2 separate regions of the Homo sapiens genome follow, and region 2 is linked to region 1. A link is a loop called in an ENCODE intact Hi-C map of the cell type or tissue named here. Cell type or tissue: IMR-90. All regions are shown on one strand. Links, peaks and the distances in the headings refer to the core of each region. The heading gives the core; the rest is flanking DNA. Region 1 has its middle 41 kb from the start of PPP2CA-DT. Region 2 overlaps PPP2CA (protein phosphatase 2 catalytic subunit alpha).

Region 1 (9,402 bases), core at 593-8,592:
GGCAGAGCAAGATCACAAGGCCAGGGCAAAATTAGAATTACTGGTGAGGTTCCATGTCCCACTGGGCACGCATTGTCATTGATAAACATCTTAACAGGAAACAGCGTTCGAGAGCAGACAACTGGTCTGACTAGAATTCGCTAGGCTGGAATTTCCTAATCCTAGCAAGCCTGAGGGCACTGCAGGAGACCAGGGTGTACTTCCTCCCTTATCTTCAACTGCATAAGACAGACACTCCCAGAGTGGCCATTTTAGAGACCTCCCCCTGGGAATGCGTTCCTTTCCCAGGGTTATTCCTTGCTGGGAAAAGAATTCAGTGATATTTCTCCTATTTGCTTTCTGCAAGAAGAGAAATATGACTCTGTTCTGCCTGGCCCCACAGGCAGTCAGACCTTATGGTTATCTCCCTTGTTCCCTGAAAATCGCTGTTATCCTCTTCTTTTTTAGGATGCCCAGATTTCATATTGTTCAAACACACATGTTTTACAACAATTTGTGCAGTTAACGCAATCATCACAGGGTCCCGAGGTGACACACATCCTCAGTTTACAAAGATGATGGGATTAAGAGATTAAAGTAAAGACAAGCATATTAAATTATAAGAGCATTGATTGGGGAAGTGATAAATGTCCATGAAATCTTCACAATTTATGTCATTCTGCCGCGGCTTCAGCCGGCCCCTCCGTTCAGGGGTCCCTGACTTCCCATAACAAGTGAATCTACCATTCTGGGGTCTGGAGGATGGTGGCCCTCTTCTCACAGCTCCACTAGGCAGTTCAGAGTCCCTGACTTCCCGCAACAGGTCAGGAGTTCGAGATCAGCCTGACTAATATGGTGACACCCCATCTCTACTAAAAATACAAAAATTAGCTGGGCATGGTGGTGGGCACCTGTAGTCCCAGCTGCTCAGGAGGCTGAGGCAGGAGAATTGTTTGAACCTGTGAGGTGGATGTTGCAGTGAGCTGCGATTGTGCCACTGCACTCCAGCCTGGGTGACAGAACAACACTCTGTCTCAAAAAAAAAAAAAAAAAAGGAAGAACAAAGTAGAAGCATGTGTCTAACCAGACGTCAGGATTCATGTTAAAGTTGTAATTACAAAGTAGAAGCATGTGTCTAACCAGACATCAAGATTCACGTTAAAGATGTAATTAAGACACCATTGAATTGGTGTAAGGGTAAAAGACCAGTAGAACTGAATAAAGAGCATAAAAAACCCACACATGTACAGAAACTTAATATATGATGGTATTGTCAATAAATGGTATTGACAATAAGTGGGGAAAGGATAGACTCTTAAATAAATGAGACTGGGACAATTGGTAAGCCACACAGAAAAAGAGGAACTGAATTCTTGCCTCATACCAAGCACAACAAATAATTTTATATGTATTATGGACTTAAATGTAAATGGAAAACTTTAAGACTTTTAGAAGAATATCTTTGGCCGGGCACAGTGGCTCATGCCTGTAATCCCAGCACTTTGGAAGGCCGAGGCCGGCAGATTACCCGAGGTCAGGAGTTTGAAAGAGTCCAGAGGTTAGTTTTATTTGTATTTGAACTTTATCTAACTGGAAACATATAGTAAATATGTAAATGGGGCCAGGTGTGGTGGCTCACACCTGTAATCCCAGCACTTTGGGAAGCCGAGGTGAGCAGATCACCTGAGGTCAGAAGTTTGAGACCAGCCTGACCAACATGAAGAAACCCCATCTCTACTAAAAATACAAAATTAGCCAGGTGTGGTGGCACATGCCTACAATCCCAGCTACTGGGGAGGCTGAGGCAAGAGAATTGCTTGAACCCAGGAGGCAGAGGTTGCAGTGAGCCAAGATTGTGCCATTGCACTCTAGCCTGGGCAACAAGAGCGAAACTCTGTCTCAAAAAACAAACAAAACAAAACAAACAAACAACAACAAAAAAACCCTAACTTTTAGTGATAGATGTCAGATACTGGTTTCCTTTGATGGGAGGCATTGGCTGAAAGGAGGATAAGGGGAGATGTAATTATTTTATATCTTGCTTTGGGTGGTGGTTACATGGGTATATTTAATTGCCACAATTCATAAAGTTAAATAGTTAGGGCCCTTGCATTTTATTTTATATAAGTTTATGCCTTTAAAAGAAAAAATATTGTTAAGAAAATGAATAGACAGACATACCACGAATTGTGAGATAATATTTGCAGTGCGTATGTGTGACCAAAAACTTGTGTCCTGAATGTATCAGGAACCACTAACAATTAACAACAACAACAAAAATCCAATTTAAAATGTACAAAGTATTTGAACAAACAAAAAAGACATAAGAATGGCCAATAAGCATGTGAAAGGGTGCTCAACATCATTATTCATTAGGAAAATGCAAATTAAAACTTCGATTTAAAAAAAGCTTCAATGGGGTACCATTATACACCCACTAGATTGGATAAAGTGATAATATCAGATGTTTATAAAGCTATGGAGCAACTGGAACTCTCAGTCTTTGCTGGTGAGAGTGTAAACAATTATCTCATCTTAGAGAACTGTTTGGTAATTTCCCCTAAATTTAAACATACATTTTCCCTATGACCACACAATTCTACTTCTAAGTATTTTTCCAAGGATAACGAAGGCATAGATCCACAAAAATACTTGTGCAAGGAAGTTCATGGCAGCCTTAATCATAATAATTGAAACAACTCAAATGTGCATCAACTAGAGATTGGATAAAGAAATTGTATTATAGTCATGCACTAGAACATGACATAGCTATAAGAATGGCAGTAATCTCAGCACTTTTGTAAACTGAGGCAGGATGATCACTTGAGCCCAGGAGTTTGAGAACAGCATGGGTAACATGGCGAGACCCCATCTCTACAAAAAATAAAAAAGTTGGTCAGGCATGATGGGATGCACTTATGGTCCCAGCTACTTGACAGGCTGAGGTGGGAGGATTGCTTGAGCCCAGGAGGTGGAGGCTGCAGCAAGCTGTGTTCATGCCACTGCACTCCAGTCTGGGTGATGCAGCAAGACCCTGTCTCAAAAAAATTTAACAAAAAAAATTTTAAAGAGGAAATTAACAAGTAAGTGTTAACTGCAAACCATGGATGGATTTTGAAAACATTACACAAAACTATATGTATTATATTTCATTTATAGGATTCAAGGTACATGAAGTCCAAGAACAAGAAAAACTAATCTATGATGTCAGAAATCAGAAAATGGTTGCATTGTGGGTAAACAGAAAATTGACTGGCAACCAGCACTGGGGAAATGGAAGTGTTCTATACCTTATTTATGTGGTGTTACGTGGGTGAATACAATTGTCACGACTCATTCAACTGAACACTTAAGATCAATTTAAAAATTCTTTAAAATGAAGGTAAAATAAAGACAGGTACGGGAAAATACAAATGACTGGATTTGTCATCATATAGTCTGCATTAAAAGAAATACTAAAGAGTATTTTTTAGACAGAGAAAAATGACCCCAGTGTAAGCTTGGAAATGCAGGAAGGAATAAATAGTAACAAAAGAGTAAATGTTAACTGTCTAAAACAATAATAATGTATTGTAGGATTAATATATGTAAAATTTAAAAATGACATCATTAGCACATAAGTAGGGAGAGAAGCAAATAGAGTTGAAGTATTCTAAGGTATTTTCATTGTCTAGAAGGAATAAAATACTAATTTTATTAAACTCTGGTAAGTCACAGATGAATGTGACAAAAATCTGCTTATAATTGTCAAATATATATATCTCATAACACACTGATAAAGGGAAATATTGAATAATAAAAATACTCAATAATTTTTTTAAAAAAGCAGTAACAGAGAAAGAAAGGAAAACAGAATACATGGAACAAATAGAAAGTAAATAGCGAGGTGGTAGATATAAAACCAAACATATAAGTAACTATATTAAATAAAAAAGGTTCCAAATAAAATGCTCCAAAAAAAGAAATAGATGGTCATACTGGATAGAAAATTTAAAACCTAACCATATATTGCTTATAAAATAACCATTTATATGAAATATAAATATGTAGGAATATTCAAAGTAAAAGAAAACAAAAATAGTTACTATTCAAACTCTAAACAAAACAGGTAGCTATATGAATAACACATAAAGTAGACTGTAATGTGAGAAGCATTACTAGAAATGAGACATATTTCATAATGAAAAAAAGGTACGATTCACCAGAAAAATGCAACAAACCTAAACTGAATGCACCTAATAACATAGCCTTAAATGTATATTAAAAACTGATAGAATTAAATGAAGAAGTAGACAAATCCACAATGATGCTTGAAGAATTTTAACACATAACCCTCAATAACAAATAAACAGGACACATGCCAAAGAATCAGATATGGTATAAAGATTTAAACAACACAATTAACACTCTTGAACTGACACCTATAGAACATTGCACCCAATAATTACAGAATTATTTTTCAGTTCAAAAATTTACTATATGTTGGCACATAAAACAAATCAATAAATTTCAAAGGAATGAAATAATACAGAGGGATTCTCTGACCACACTCTAATTAAGCTAAATATTAATTTCAAAATTCCCCACGGGCTTGGAAACTGAGAATTACATTTCTAAATAACTCATGGAATAAAGTAGATGTCATATTGGAAACTGGAAGAAAAGCTTACTAAATAACACTAAATAATACTACATACAAAAACATGTGATACAGCTAAAGCTGTGCTTAGAAGTAAATTTATGCATTTAAATACTTTGCCTTTCGCTGCCTGACCGCAGCCATCATGGGTCACATGCATGCTCCTTGGAGGGGCTCTGCCCTATCGCTGCAGGATCCCCACTCAGCTGAAGTTGATACCTGATGACATGAAGGAGCAGATTTACAAACTGGCCAAAAAGGGCCTGACTCCCTCACAAGTCAGTGTGATCCTGAGAGATGCACATGTGTTGCACAAGTACGCTTTGTGACAGGCAATGAAATCTTAAGAATTCTTAAGTCCAAGGGACTTGCTCTTGATCTCCCTGATGATCTGTACCATTCAATCAAGAAAGCAGTTGCTATTTGAAAGCATCTCAAACAAAACAGAAAGGATAAGGATGCTAAACTATGCCTGATTCTGACAGAGAGCCGGATTCACCATTTGGCTAGATATTATAAGACCAAGTGAATCCTCCCTCCCAGTTGGAAATATGAGTCATCAACAAACAGCCTCTGCCCTGCTCGCATAAATTTGTCTATGTACTCAAGCAGTAAAATGATTGTTTAACTAAAAACAAATTAATAAGTAAAATGCTTCCGAGAAAAGAACAATGGCTGATAATCAATGATTTAAATTGGAAAATAAACAGAATCTAAGGACATTAGAAGAAAAAAAAGATAGGAACAGACATTAATACCATAGCAAACAAATATACACTAGAGAAAATCACTTCATTGAAAAGGCAATTTAATAAATTATTGGTATAAAAAATTAGAAAAAACACAAGTTACTAAGTTCAAGAATGAAAAAGGGCTAAGGATGCTGGCTGGTGCATGTAATCGCAGCTACTTGGGAGGCTCAGGCAGAAGGCTCAGACGGGATGATAGCTTGAGACTAGGAGCTTAAGACCAGCCTGGGCAACATAATGAAACCCGTATCTAAAAGAAATAAGAAAAAAAAATCTGGGCATGGTAACATGTGCCTGTAGTCCCAGCTACTTGGGAGGCTAAGGCAGGAGGATCACTTGATCCCAGGAGTTTGAGGCTGCAGTGAGCTATGATAGTGCCACTGCACTCTAGCCTGGGTGACAGAGCAGGAAGTGGGGGAAGAGCTTCACTAGAATCTTATCAACTTTTACAAAATAGTAAGAGGGTGTCAAAAACAACTATATACTGATAAATTTTCAATTTTAAGTGAAATGTCTGTAGATTACATAGTTACATCTCTCATTTATTCCTGATATTGTTAAACTGTGTTTCTCTATTTCTTGACCAGTTTAGTAAGTTTATCTTTTTTTTTTTTTTTCTTGTGACGGAGTTTCGCTCTGTCACCCAGGCTGGAGTGCGATCTTGGCTCACCACAACCTCCACCTCCCGGGTTCAAGCAATTCTCCTGCCTCAGCCTCCCGAGTAGCTGGGACTACAGGCATGTGCCACCATGCCTGGCTAATTTTGTATTTTTTTTAGTAGAGACGGGGTTTCTCCATGTTGGTCAGGCTGGTCTCAAACTCCCGACCTCAGGTGATCTGCCCGCCTCAGCCTCCCAAAGTGCTGGGATTACAGGCGTGAGCCACAGTGCCCGGCCCCTAAGTTTATCATTTTTTTTTTTATTCTTTTCAATCATCCTACTTTTGGTTGTGTTGATTTTTCTCTAGTTAGTGTTTCCTATTTCATTGAATTATTTCCTTTATTATTTCTTTCTTTCTACTTACTATAGGTTTCATTGGTTCTTTTCTAGCCTTTTTTTTTTTTAACATTTTAAAGTTAAAGCTTAGGTCATTAAATTTAGATCTTTCTTCTTTTCTTTTTCTTTTTTTTTTTTTAAGATGGTGTCTCCCTCTGTCACCCAGGCTGGAGTGCAATGGCGCGATCTCAGCTCACTGCAACCTCTGCCTCCTGGGTTCAAGCAATTCTCCTGCCTCAGTCTCCTGAGTAGCGGGGACTACAGGTGTGTACCACAACGCCCAGCTAATTTTTTTGTATTTTTAGTAGAGACAGGGTTTCACCGTGTTAGCCAGGATGGTCTCGAGCTTCTGACCTCGTGATCCACCCTCCTTGGCCTCCCAAAGTGCTGGGATTACAGGCGTAAGCCAGCTTGCCCGGCCCTGATCTTTCTTCTTTTCTAATATAAGCATTCAAAGCCATAAATTTCTCTCAAAGCACTGCTTTGGCTGCATTCTAAAAATTTTGATATCTTGTGTTTTCATTATCATTTAGTTCAAAATATTTGCCAATATTCCTGGGTTTTTTTTGTTTGTTTGTTCTTTGTTTTTATTTTTTGTTTTTTTTTGTTTTTTGAGATGTAGTTTCATTCTTGTTGCCCAGGCTGGAGTGCAACGGCATGATCTCAGCTCACTGTAACCTCCGCCTCCCAGGTTCAAGCGATTCTCCTGCCTCAGCCTCCCAAGTAGCTGGGATTACAGGCATGCGCCACCATGCCCAGCTAATTTTGTAGTTTTAGTAGACACGGGGTTTCTCCATGTTGGTCAGGCTGGTCTCGAACTCCCAACCTCAGGTGATCCGCCTGCCTCGGCCTCCCAAAGTGCTGGGATTACAGGCGTGAGCCACCATGCCCAGCCATTATTCCTGGTGTTTTTTCTGTAATGCATAGATTACTTAGAATTGATTGTTTAGTTTCCAAATATTTGGGGATTTTCTAAACATTGTATTGTTATTAATTCTAATTTGATGCCATTGTGGTCAGAGAACATATTCTGTATGATTTCAATCCTCGTAAATTTATTGAGACTTGTTTTATGGCTCAGAATATGGTCTATCTTAGTAAGTGTAACATTTGCACTTGGAAAAAAATGTGTATTGTGCCATTGTTGGATATCACGTTCTATAAATGCCAGTTAATCAAAGTTGGTGGAAAGTATTGTTCAGCTCATCTATGTTTTTTTATTTATTATTTATTTATTTATTTATTTTTTTTTTGAGACAGTCTCACTCTGTCCCAAAGACCGGAGTGTAGTGGTACAATCTCAGCTCACTGCAACCTCTGCCTCTGGGGTTCAAGTGATTCTTGTGCCTCAGCCTCCTGAGTAGCTGGGATTACAGGCGCATGCCACCATACCCTGCTAATTTTTTGTATTTACAGGGCTTCACCATGTTGGCCAGGCTGGTCTTGAACTCCTGGTCTCAAGGGATCCACCCATTTGGGCTCCCAAAGTGCTAGGATTAATAGGCATGAGCCACCGCACCCAGCCAGATAACCTATGTCTTTTTATTTTTTAGATGGAGTCTCACTCTGTCACCCAGGCTGGAGTGCAATGGCGCAATCTTGGCTCACTGCAACCTCTGCCTCCCAGGTTCAAGTGATTCTCCTGCCTCAGCCTCCCAAGTAGCTGGGACTACAGGCACATGCCACCACACCCGGCTAATTTTTGTATTTTTTAGTAGAGATGGGGTTTCACCATGTTGGCCAGGCTGGTCTTGAATTCTTGACCTCAGGTGATCTGCCTGCCTCGGCCACCCAAAGTGCTGGGATTACAGGCGTGAGCCACTGCACCCAGCCACCTATGTCTTTACTAATTTTCTGCTTACTTGTTCTATCAGTTATTGAGAGAAGAGTATTGAAATCTTAACTATATTTGTGGATTGTCTATCAGTAGTTGCTTTATGTATTTTAAAGCTCTGGTATTAAATGCATACACATTTAAAACTGTTATATTTTCTTAGTGCATTGACCCTTTTATCATTATGAAATTTCTCTTTATCCCTGGTATACCTTGTTTAGAAATCTACTTCATGTAAGAATGTAGCCACTCCAACTCTCTTACTATCACTGTTGGCATCTTTTTTCTATCCTTTTAACCTGTGTATTCATATTTATAGTGTGTTTCTTGTAGCATATAGTTGGATATTGCTTTTTTTTCCCAGTTAGACAATCTTTGCCCTTGTCATTGGAGTATTTGAATCATTTATATTTAATGTAATTATCTATGTAGTTGGGCTGCAGCATCTGTTTTCTCTTCCCTTTCATGTGCTGCTTCCCTATGGATAGAGTACCATTCTGTCTCTACTGTTGGTTCATTATTTATACCCCTTTTTGTCTTTTGTTTTGTTTTGTTTTTTTGACAGAGTCTTGCTCTGTTGCCCCGGCTGGAGTACAGTGGCATGATCTCTGCTCACTGCAACCTCCACCTCCTGGGTTCAAGTGATTCTTGTGTCTCAGCCTCCCAGGTAGCTGGGACACAGGTGTGTCCCACCATGCCCAGCTAACTTTTGTATTTTTAGTAGAGAAGGGGTTTTGCCATGTTGGCCAGGCTGGTCTCAAACTCCTGGACCCAAGCAATTCCCTGCCTCAACCTCCCAAAGTGCTGGGATTACAGGTGTGAGCCACCACACCTGGACCCATTTGGACTTTTTTTTAAATATTCCATTTCTTTCCTCATTATGTTAATGTTGTCCTTTAAATTCTTGTTCTAAAGTTGTTGTAAAGCCCTTGCCTGCTAATTCCATTATCATTTCTTTATCTCCTTCTATTGAATCATTTAAAATTGTCATTGTGGATCACATTTTTTCTGGGTAGTTTTATTTTAATTTAATTTAATTAATTTCTTTTGAGATAGAGTTTCACTGTGCTGCCCAGGCTGGAGTGCAGTGGAGCGATCTTGGCTTACTGCAACCTCTGCTCCCAGGCTTAATCCTCCCATATCAGCCTCTTGAGTAGCTGGTACTACAGGCGTGCGCCACATGCCCAGCTAATTTTTGTATTTCGT
Region 2 (9,402 bases), core at 781-8,780, 56 kb before region 1:
ATCAATACCAGGAGTTTTTTAAAAACCTATCAAATAGCCATCTAATTAAATACTAATTGTTAGCTGTCACATAAAACCAATGAAAATCGAACAGGACATTCAGGTATCTACTTCCTTACCTTCAGAGTTCTAACTACAATGCAGCACTCAAAGATTCTTTTTTTTTCTTTTTTTGAGACAGGGTCTCATTTTGTCACCCAGGCTGGAGTGCAGTAGTATGATCATAGCTCACTGTAGCCTGGATCTTCTTGGCTCAGGAATCTTCCCACCTCAGTAGTGGGGACCACAGGCACACGCCACCATGGCTGGCTAATTTTCACAAACTTTTTTGTAGAGACGGGGTCTCACGTGATCCTCCACCCTCATCCTCCCAAGGGCTGGGATTACATGCATAAGCCACCTCACCTCAGCCCTGTTTGACTTTTTAAAAACATGTTTTTGGCCAAGCACTGTGGCTCATACCTGTGAGAAAATCATTTGCTCAACCATCTGTACCAGCCCCATGCTAGCAACTGGACATATAGTGGTGAACAAGATGGCTCATTCCCACTACCGTAGAGGGGAGAAGGACCACAAACAAGTAACCAAGCCAAAAGTACACTGTGTTAAGTGTCACAAAGGAAAGGGAGAGGGAAACTGGGAGAGACCACTTTACATAAGATACCAAAACAAATTACCAGAGAATTGTTGCTAATGAGCCATGACAACCACAGATGACAAGGACTGGGTTCAAAGCATTGGTATGCAATCTTAGCTGCACATTAAAAATCCCAATGCCCAGCCAGGCGCGGTGGCTCGCACCTGTAATCCCAGCACTTTGGGAGGCCAAGGCGGGCCGATCACTTGAGGTCAGGAGTTTGAGGCCAGCCTGGCCATCATGGCGAAACCCCATCTCCACTAAAAATAAAAAAAACTAGCTAGGCATGGTGGTGCATGACTGTAGTACCAGCTACTTGGGAGGCTGAGGCAGGAGAATTGCTTAAACTTGGGAGGTGGAGGTTGCCGTGAGCCAAGATCGCATCACTGCACTCCAGCCTGGGTGACAGACCAAGACTCTGTCTCAAAACAAAAACAAAAACACCAATGCCCATTCCTTCCCCTAATAAAGTCAGAATTTTGGAGACTGGAATCAAGCCATCAATAATTTTTAAGCACCCCCACCCCTCCTTTTCCCAGTGTGCAACCAAGTTTAAGAACCACTGCACTTTGGGACGCTAAGGCGGGTGGATGGCTTGACCCCAGGAGTTCCAGACCAGCCTGGAGTACAGTGGCATGATCTCGGCTCACTATAACCTCCACCTCCCAGGTTCAAACGATCCTCCTGCCTCAGTCTCCATGAACAATTGCGACCACAGGTGTGCACCACTATGCCTATTTTGCACTTTTTGTAGAGGTGAGGTTTCACCATGTTGTCCAGGCTGGCCTCAAACTCCTGAGCTTAAATGATTTGCCCACCTCTGCCTCCCAAAGTGCTGAATTACAGGCGTTAGCCACTATACTGGCCTGAGATACCTATTAAGAAATATGTACAACCCATTATTATCAAATCCTACTTCATTCTGAAATTTTTCTCTGCAGGGTAATTCCAACTTCCCATTTACTATCACTAAAAAACACAAATTCACTAGGCTTATTCCATTACCAAGTCTGTCTGGCATTAATACCACATCTAGTGTTTTTTTAACACCTATCATATATTAATGAAAATAACTAAATGAAATAAGTCCTACACTGAGAAGAAACTTGCAAAAGTTATTCAGAAGTTTTAAAAGGGCATGACATAAGCAAACAGATGGTTATATACCATGTAAATCTTGCCATGATGTAATTTTCACATTTAAAGCTATCAGAAGTTAAATGTTAATATACTTCTGTGAATATCTGTTTATCTGCAAAGCTATTCTCTGTATTAATAATAAAAAGTTGACTTTCAGGACTGCCTGAAGTTCCTTACTACAACTGACTCAAATTTTCTATTCAAATCATGAAGGAAAATTAAGTCTAAATGCTATTTGTTGCTTTTATTTCAATTTAGGCAAATCACACCGATAAACAGTGTTATCTATTTTTTAAACTATACAAATTAGTAATACATTCTTGTAAAAAATTTCGGCACAGATAAAATGAAATGTTCCCTTTGAGCACCCTACACAATCCCACCCCCTTTGGGCAAAGTTACCAATAAAATTTTGATGTACAGATGCTCCTCAATTTGTAACACAGCTGCATCCAGATAATCCTATCGTAAATATAATCGAGTCAACAGTGTGTTTTCAGCTTACAATGTTTTCAAGTTATGATATATTTATCTGGATGTAGTCCCATCATAAACTGAGGGGTATATTGAATAGCTATCATTTTCACACCATCATTAAGTCGAAAAATTGGGGAGTGTCTGTATATCCTTTAAAACTTTGTTTACAAAGTTTACACACATACTGTATGTCTACAGAAACAATAGTTTTCCTTTGCATTTTTAAACTAGAAACAATATTGTTCAGCAGCCTGCTTTTCTAACAATATATAATAATACATAACATTTATTGAGACAGCTGGTTATTTTCTCATAGTGGAGGCAGAGTATTCCCCTGACCAATTACAATGGCAGAGGGGTGTGAAACTACAGCAATATATATCCTCGTATTTTCTCCTCTGTATACATATGCAGGCACATTTCCTGAGAGAAGATACTATGAAGTGAACTTAACTAGTGTATCTAGTAGTTTGGTTTTTAAATGTTGACATTATCAAATTGTCCTTTAAAATAAAAAGAACAGTTAACTCTTAAGTGAAATTTCTAACTTGTCAATCTAGAAAAGCCAACCAGAGCTCTTTCTTCCCTTCCTACCAAACTTCACAGACCAGAACAAATATAATTAAATACTGGCGATAACAGTGGTATACAGTAGAAGCAACCATCCCTCAGACCGGAGGGGGAAAAAAAAAAAATCATCCAATCAACTATTAAGTAGATCTTAACAAAAATGCAACCTTGGAAAGAACCAGTTTTAAGCATGATTTTGGTTGTTTTGTTGTTGTTGTTTTGGTCTCAACTTACCAGCTCTCAGATAGTTACAACAATAAAACAGACTACACCAGAACAGTAGAACAATAAAAGCTACAGATGTTCATATAAAAGATCATTTTGGGCTGGGTGCAGTGGCTCACGCCTGTAATCCCAAATCCCAATACTTTGCGAGGCTGAGGCGAGTGGATCACTTGAGGTCAGGAGCTCCAGACCAGCCTGGCCAACATGGTAAAACCCCGTCTCTACTAAAAACACAAAACAGCTGGGTGTTGTGGTGTAGGCCCGTAATCTCAGCTACTTGGGAAGCTGAGGCATGAGAATAGCTTGAACCTGGGAGGCGGAGGTTGCAGTGAGCCAAGATCGCTCCACTGCACTACAGCCAGAGTGACAGAGCAAGACTCTGTCCAAAAAAAAAAAGATCATTTTGGCGAGTGCAGCGGCTCATGCCTGTAATCCCAACACTTTGGAAGGTAAAAGCGGGAGGATGCTCAGGAGTTCAGAGACCAGCCTGGGCAACAACATATTGAGACCCCTCTCTATAGAAAATAAAATAAAAAATTAGCCATCTGTGGTGGCACACACCTGCAGTTTTAGGTACCCAAAAGGCTGAGCTAGGAGAATCGCTTGAGCCCAGAAGTTCAAGGATGCAGTCAGCCATGATCACTTGACCCCAGGACGGTCAAGGATGCAGTGAGCCGTGATCATACCACTGCACTCCAGCCTGGTAGACAGCCATCTCAAAAAAAAAAAACTAAAAACAAAATAAAGATAAGCTGTGCTATCACAAGGACTTAGGCCTTATAAATCCTGAAAGCACCTAATAAGAGCGGCTTTATGGATCACCTCCAGAGCCTCCAGACCTTTAGCAACCATCATTTTCAAAGATGGTTATACAATCTCAACTGTCTAGTTTAATACTCAAAGTAAATGGTAGAACCAGACTTTTAAGTAACTTAATTTTGACATTTGAGGTTTTTTATTTTTAATAACCACCTTTTTACTCTGGCATTTTGACTTCTGTAAAGTCTCATATCACCTGAATTAAGAACTGAAAGACAAGCAAAAGCAAAACACGCATACCAAACCTTTTGCTTCCCCTAAAACATTTTTCCAGGACCTCAAATTTCTTAGCTAATATGGTCAACATCTGGGAAAAAAATTAAGATAAAGTTTTTAAAAGAATGTAATTAGGGCCGAGCACAGTGGCTCATGCCTGTAATCCCAGCACTTTGGGAGGCCAAGGCAGGTGGATCATTTGAGGTCAAGAGCTTGAGACCAGCCTGACCAACATAGTGAAACCCCAGCTCTACTAAAAAGCCAGGAATGGTGGCACACACTTGTAATCCTAGCTACTCAGGAGGCTGAGGCAGGGGCATCACTTGAACCCAATGGGCCAAGATCATGTCACTGCACTACAGCCTAGGTGACAAAGCGAGACTCCATCCCAAAAAAGAAAAAAAAGAATGTAATTAGTACCACACTGGTTTTGATTTATCAGAACCCTTCTGAAATTCAGTCAAATGGTATAGACTGAAATGAATGAATTTCAAGCAAACAAAAATTTGGTATAAACTTCCAAGAACAAGGTTAAAACTAGAATGAGGCGATTCTCTTAGTAAGACCTTATCACAAGTAACTGTGGGAAGTTAACATCTCATACTGTCCTAGAATCCAAAAATTTGCAGATTAACTTGAAGAAAAGCAATCTTTGAGGATACTTTTTAAAATCTTTTTTTTTTTTGAGACAAGGTCTTGCTCTGTTGTCCAGGCTGCAGTGCGGCACCATCACGGCTCACTGCAGCCTTGATCTCCCAAGCTCAAGTAATCCTCCCACCTTAGTCTCCCGAGTAGCTGGGACTGCAGGCATGCACCACTGAGGACACTATCTTATTACCAATGTCCTCTCAGCATTCTGGTTTGGATTCAGAAATCCCACAACCTTATTTCCAACCCACTATAAAATAATCAGCTATAAGATAAATGACCCACAGACTCAACATTCTTGAATACAGGCCATCATAACCACTGTAGTAACATGAAATTACAAACAAAGCAGGCTTAAACTAAAGCTCATAAATCATCCATGCTGTTTTTCATGGAAGACAATTTTTTTTTTTTTTTTTGAGACAGAGTTTCGCTCTTGTTGCGCGGGCTGGAGTGCAATGGTGCGATCTCGGTTCGCTGCAACCTCCGCCTCCTAGGTTCAAGTGATTCTCCTGCCTCAGCCTCTTGAGTAGCTGGGATTACAGATGCAAACCACTCCCAGCTAATTTTTTTTTTTTTTTTAGTACAGACAGGATTTCACCATCTTGCCCAGGCTGGTCTCAAACTCCTGACCTCAGGTGATCCACCCGCCTTGGCCTCCCAAAGGCTGGGATTACAGGCATAAGCCACTGCGCCCAGTGGAAGACAATTTTTAAAAGTACATGAACCAACAACAGATTCACTAACCACTTATTATTTTTGGCTGAGTGCAGTGGCTCACGCCTGTAATCCTAGCACTATGGGATGCCAAGGCGGATGAATCACTTGAGGTCGGGAGTTCGAAACCAGCCTGGCCAACATGGTGAAACCCCATCTGTACTAAAAATACAAAAAAATTAGCCAGGCGTGGTGGCAGGCACCTGTAATCCCAGCTACTTGGGAGGCTGAGGTAGGAGAATCACTTGAACCTGGGAGGCGAGGTTGCAGTGAGCGGAGACCGCACCACTGCACTCCAGCCTGGGTGACAGTGAGACTCCATCTCAAAAATAGTAATTTCCTTAAGAGCACACAATAACTACAGGCATGCCTCATTTTACTGTGCTTCTCTTTATTGCACTTTGCATATGTTGCATTTTTTTAATCAATCAAAGCTTCATGGCAACCCTGTGTGGAGCAAGTTTATCAGCACCATTTTCCCACCAGCATGTGCTCACTTCTTGTCTTTGTCACATCTTGGTACTTCTAAAATTATTTCAAACTTTTTCATTACTATTGTATCTGTTATGGTGATATGTGATCAGTGATCTTTGATGTTACTATTGTAATTGCTGTGGGGCACTACCAACCGTGCCCATAAGACAATGAACTTAATAAATGTCGTATATATTCTTACTGCTGCTGACTGGCCATTCTGTCTCTCCCTCTCCTTGGGCCTCCCTATCCCCTGAGACACAATATTGAAATTAGGCCAATTAATAACCCTACAATGGCCTCCAAATGCTCAAGTGAAAGGAAGAGTTGCATATCTCTCACTTTAAATGAAAAGTTAGAAATTATTAAACTTAGGAGAGGGCATATGGAAACTCCAGACAGGCCTAAAGGTAGGCTTCTTGCACCAAACTGCTAAGGTATAAATGCAAAGGAAAAGTTCTTTAAGGAAATTAGAAATGCTACTTCAGTGAACACACAAATAGTAAGTAAGCCAAACAGTCTTATTGCAGATACGGACAAAGTTTTAGTGGTCTGGATAGATCAAATCAGCCACAACATTCGCTTAAAAGCCAAAGCCTAATTCAGAGGTAGGTCCTAATTCTTCAATTCTATAAAGGCTAATAGAGGTGAGGAAGCTGCAGAAGTTAAGCTTAAAGCTAGCAGACTGGTTCATGAGATTTAAGAACCCATTTCCATAACATAAAAGGGCAAGATAAGGCATCAAGTACCAATATAAAAACTACAACAAGTTTCCCAGACGATCTACCTAAGATAAGTGATGAAGGTGGTTGCACTAAACAACAGGTTTTCAATGTAGACGAAATAGCCTTCTAGTGGAAGAAGATGCCACTTAGGACTTTACTAGCTAGAGAAGTCAATGCCTGCCCTCAAACCCTCAACGGACAGGCTGACTCTTGTTAGAGGCTAATGTAGCTGGTGACTTTCAGTTGAAGCCAAGGCTCATTCAACATTCTGAAAGCATTTAAGCCATTCTTTAGCACTTAAGAATTATGCTAAATCTACTACGCCTGTGCTCTAGAAATGGAACAACAAAGCCTGGATGACAGCACATCTGCTTACAGCACGGTATACTGAATATTTTAAGTGCATTACTGAGACCTACTGCTCAGAAAAAAAAAAAAGATTCCTTTCAAAATATTACTGCTCAGCCTGGGCAACACACCAAAACCCCATCTCTACAAAAAAATTAAAATATTAGCTGGGCATAGTGGTACACACCTGTAGTACCAGCTACTTGGAAGGCTGTGGCAGGAGGATTGCTTGAGCTCAGGAGTTCAAGATCAGCCTGGGCAATGTGGCGAGACCCTGTCTCTACGAAAAATAAAAATTAGCTAGGCATGGTGGTGCACTCTGTGGTCCCAGCTGCTAAGGAGGCTAAGGCAGAAGAATCACTTGAGCCCAGGAGTTCAAGGTTCCAGTGAACTATGATGATGTCACTGTACTTCAGCCTGGGCAACAACACCATCTCAAAATAAATAAATAAAAGCACAAAATGATTACAACCATGTCACAATTCTTTGCATTAAAAAAAGGCTGAAAAGCCCAGGCACAGTGGCTCACGCCTGTAATTCTATCACTTTGGGAGCCAAAGCAGGTGGATGACTTTAGGTCAAGAGTTTGGGACCAGCCTGGCCAACACGGTAAAACCCCATCTCTACTAAAAATACAAAAATCAGCCAGGTAAGATGGCACAGGCCTGTAATCCCAGCTACTTGGGAGGCTGTGGCATGAGAATTATTGGAACCCAGGAGGCAGAGGTTGCAGTGAGCTGAGATCGTGCCACTGCACTCCAGCCTATGCAACACAGTAAGACTCTCTCTCAAAACTAACAAAAAAAGGCTAAAAAAAAAATTAAAAGGTTAAGATTTCACTGAAAGCTTTAAGATATATAACTATCTTATTCTTACCAACCAGAACTCTTCTCATTTCTATTACCTTTCAGTTTTTACCCACACAGACCTCTTACTTATAATTGACTGGCATCTCATTTTGTGTCCTAAAGTTTCATACTAACTCGTTTCTACATTATAGTGATTTTTTAAAACTACATAATGCCCTTCTAAATAGACCTATACGTGTACAGTATTATTGCTCATTTGAATTATTTCCTTTCAAAAAGCTTTAATTGTGGGATTACAGGGCAAAATAGCATTAACTTTTTTTGTTTCATATGTACTATAAAACTCAATTATGCCAATTTGTTATACAATAATAAATGAAAGAATATACTCATTCTCAGCTATTTCAGATATACAATGTGGTATCACTAATTTAATTGGCATTTTTCATTTCTGAGTACAAACTTTTTATTCCATGTTTATTTACCATCAGTTATTTCTCCTCTTATACAAGTTGTCCATGAATATTTTTGAACATCTGATCATTAAGAGCTAGATGATGTTCTGAAGTATTTGTATAAACTATTTTAAACTGTTATTTTAAGTAACTTTTTGGCATTTTGTTTCTCTTATTTTTTAAATATATAGCCAGAAATTTTCTATGCCCATTTTTGCTTTGTAATTTTTCTCCTACAATTATTAAGAAAAGTTATCACGTCTTGCCATTTTCTAAGAGTTTTTCATTTTAAAATCTATACTTTAATCCTAAGATTACACGACAACTACTCAAGCTTCTTTTTATATCAGCATCTTAAACTTGCATCGTTAACATTATGACATTAACTTTAAATGTTTAATAATGACCTTGAAGTATTTTGGAATCCTGCATCCAAGAAAAAAAAAATCAATCAATTGGGACCTAGGGCTTGAGAAGTGTCTAATATTTATTTACTTTTTTTTTTTTTTTTTGAGACAAGTTCTTGCTCTGTTCCCCAGGCTTCGAGTGCTGTAGCATGATCACAGCTCATTGCAGTCTAGATCTCCTGGACCCAAGCAATCCTCTTGCCTCAGCCTCACAGAGTAGCTAGAACCACAGGTGTGCCACCACACCCAACTAATTTATTTTTAAAAATTATTCGTAGGGCTGGGTGCAGTGGCTCACGCCTGTAATCCCAGCACTTCGGGAGGCCGAGGCAGGTGGATCACTTGAGGTCAGGAGTTCAAGACCAGCCTGGCCAAAGTGGTGAAACCCCATCTCTACCAAAAAAAAAATACAAAAATATTCTGGGCATGGTAGCCCTCGCCTGTGGTCCCAGCTACTCAGGAGGCTGAGGCAGGAGAATCGCTTGAACCCAGGAGGTGGAGGTTGCAGTGAGCCAAGATCATGCCACTGCACTCCAGCCTGGGTGACAGAGCAAAACTCCATCTCAAAAAATAAAAATAAAAATAAAAATAAAAAAGTAAAAATTTTGTTGTAGAGACAGGGTCTCACTATGCTGCCTAGGCTGGTCTTGAACTCCCGGGCTCAAGATATCCTCCTGCCCTGGCCTCCCAATCTGCTGGGATTATAGGTGTAAGTCACCAGGCCTAGCCTCTAAT

The links. A loop is a pair of places that touch in the nucleus more often than their neighbours do. Peaks named below come from ENCODE experiments on the same cell type or tissue, not always from the same donor. Only the 100,000 strongest peaks of a DNase experiment are listed, where the experiment ranks them.
Region 2: a loop joins it to region 1, with 2.0 times the contacts of the local background. A loop is called at or near these places in 7 of 110 quality-filtered maps.

The regions. Positions count from the first base shown.
Region 1 is chr5:134,262,649-134,272,050 of GRCh38, forward strand. It overlaps the pseudogene RPS13P6. Among named protein-coding and RNA genes, the nearest start is that of PPP2CA-DT, 41 kb to the left of the region's middle. In IMR-90, for the core only: no CTCF peak of the experiment used is centred there; a DNase peak (open chromatin) is centred at 5,163.
Region 2 is chr5:134,206,343-134,215,744 of GRCh38, forward strand. All of the region lies in intron 1 of PPP2CA (protein phosphatase 2 catalytic subunit alpha), which reads right to left. Among named protein-coding and RNA genes, the nearest start is that of MIR3661, 15 kb to the right of the region's middle. In IMR-90, for the core only: no CTCF peak of the experiment used is centred there; DNase peaks (open chromatin) are centred at 5,039 and 5,514; H3K27ac peaks cover 141 bases.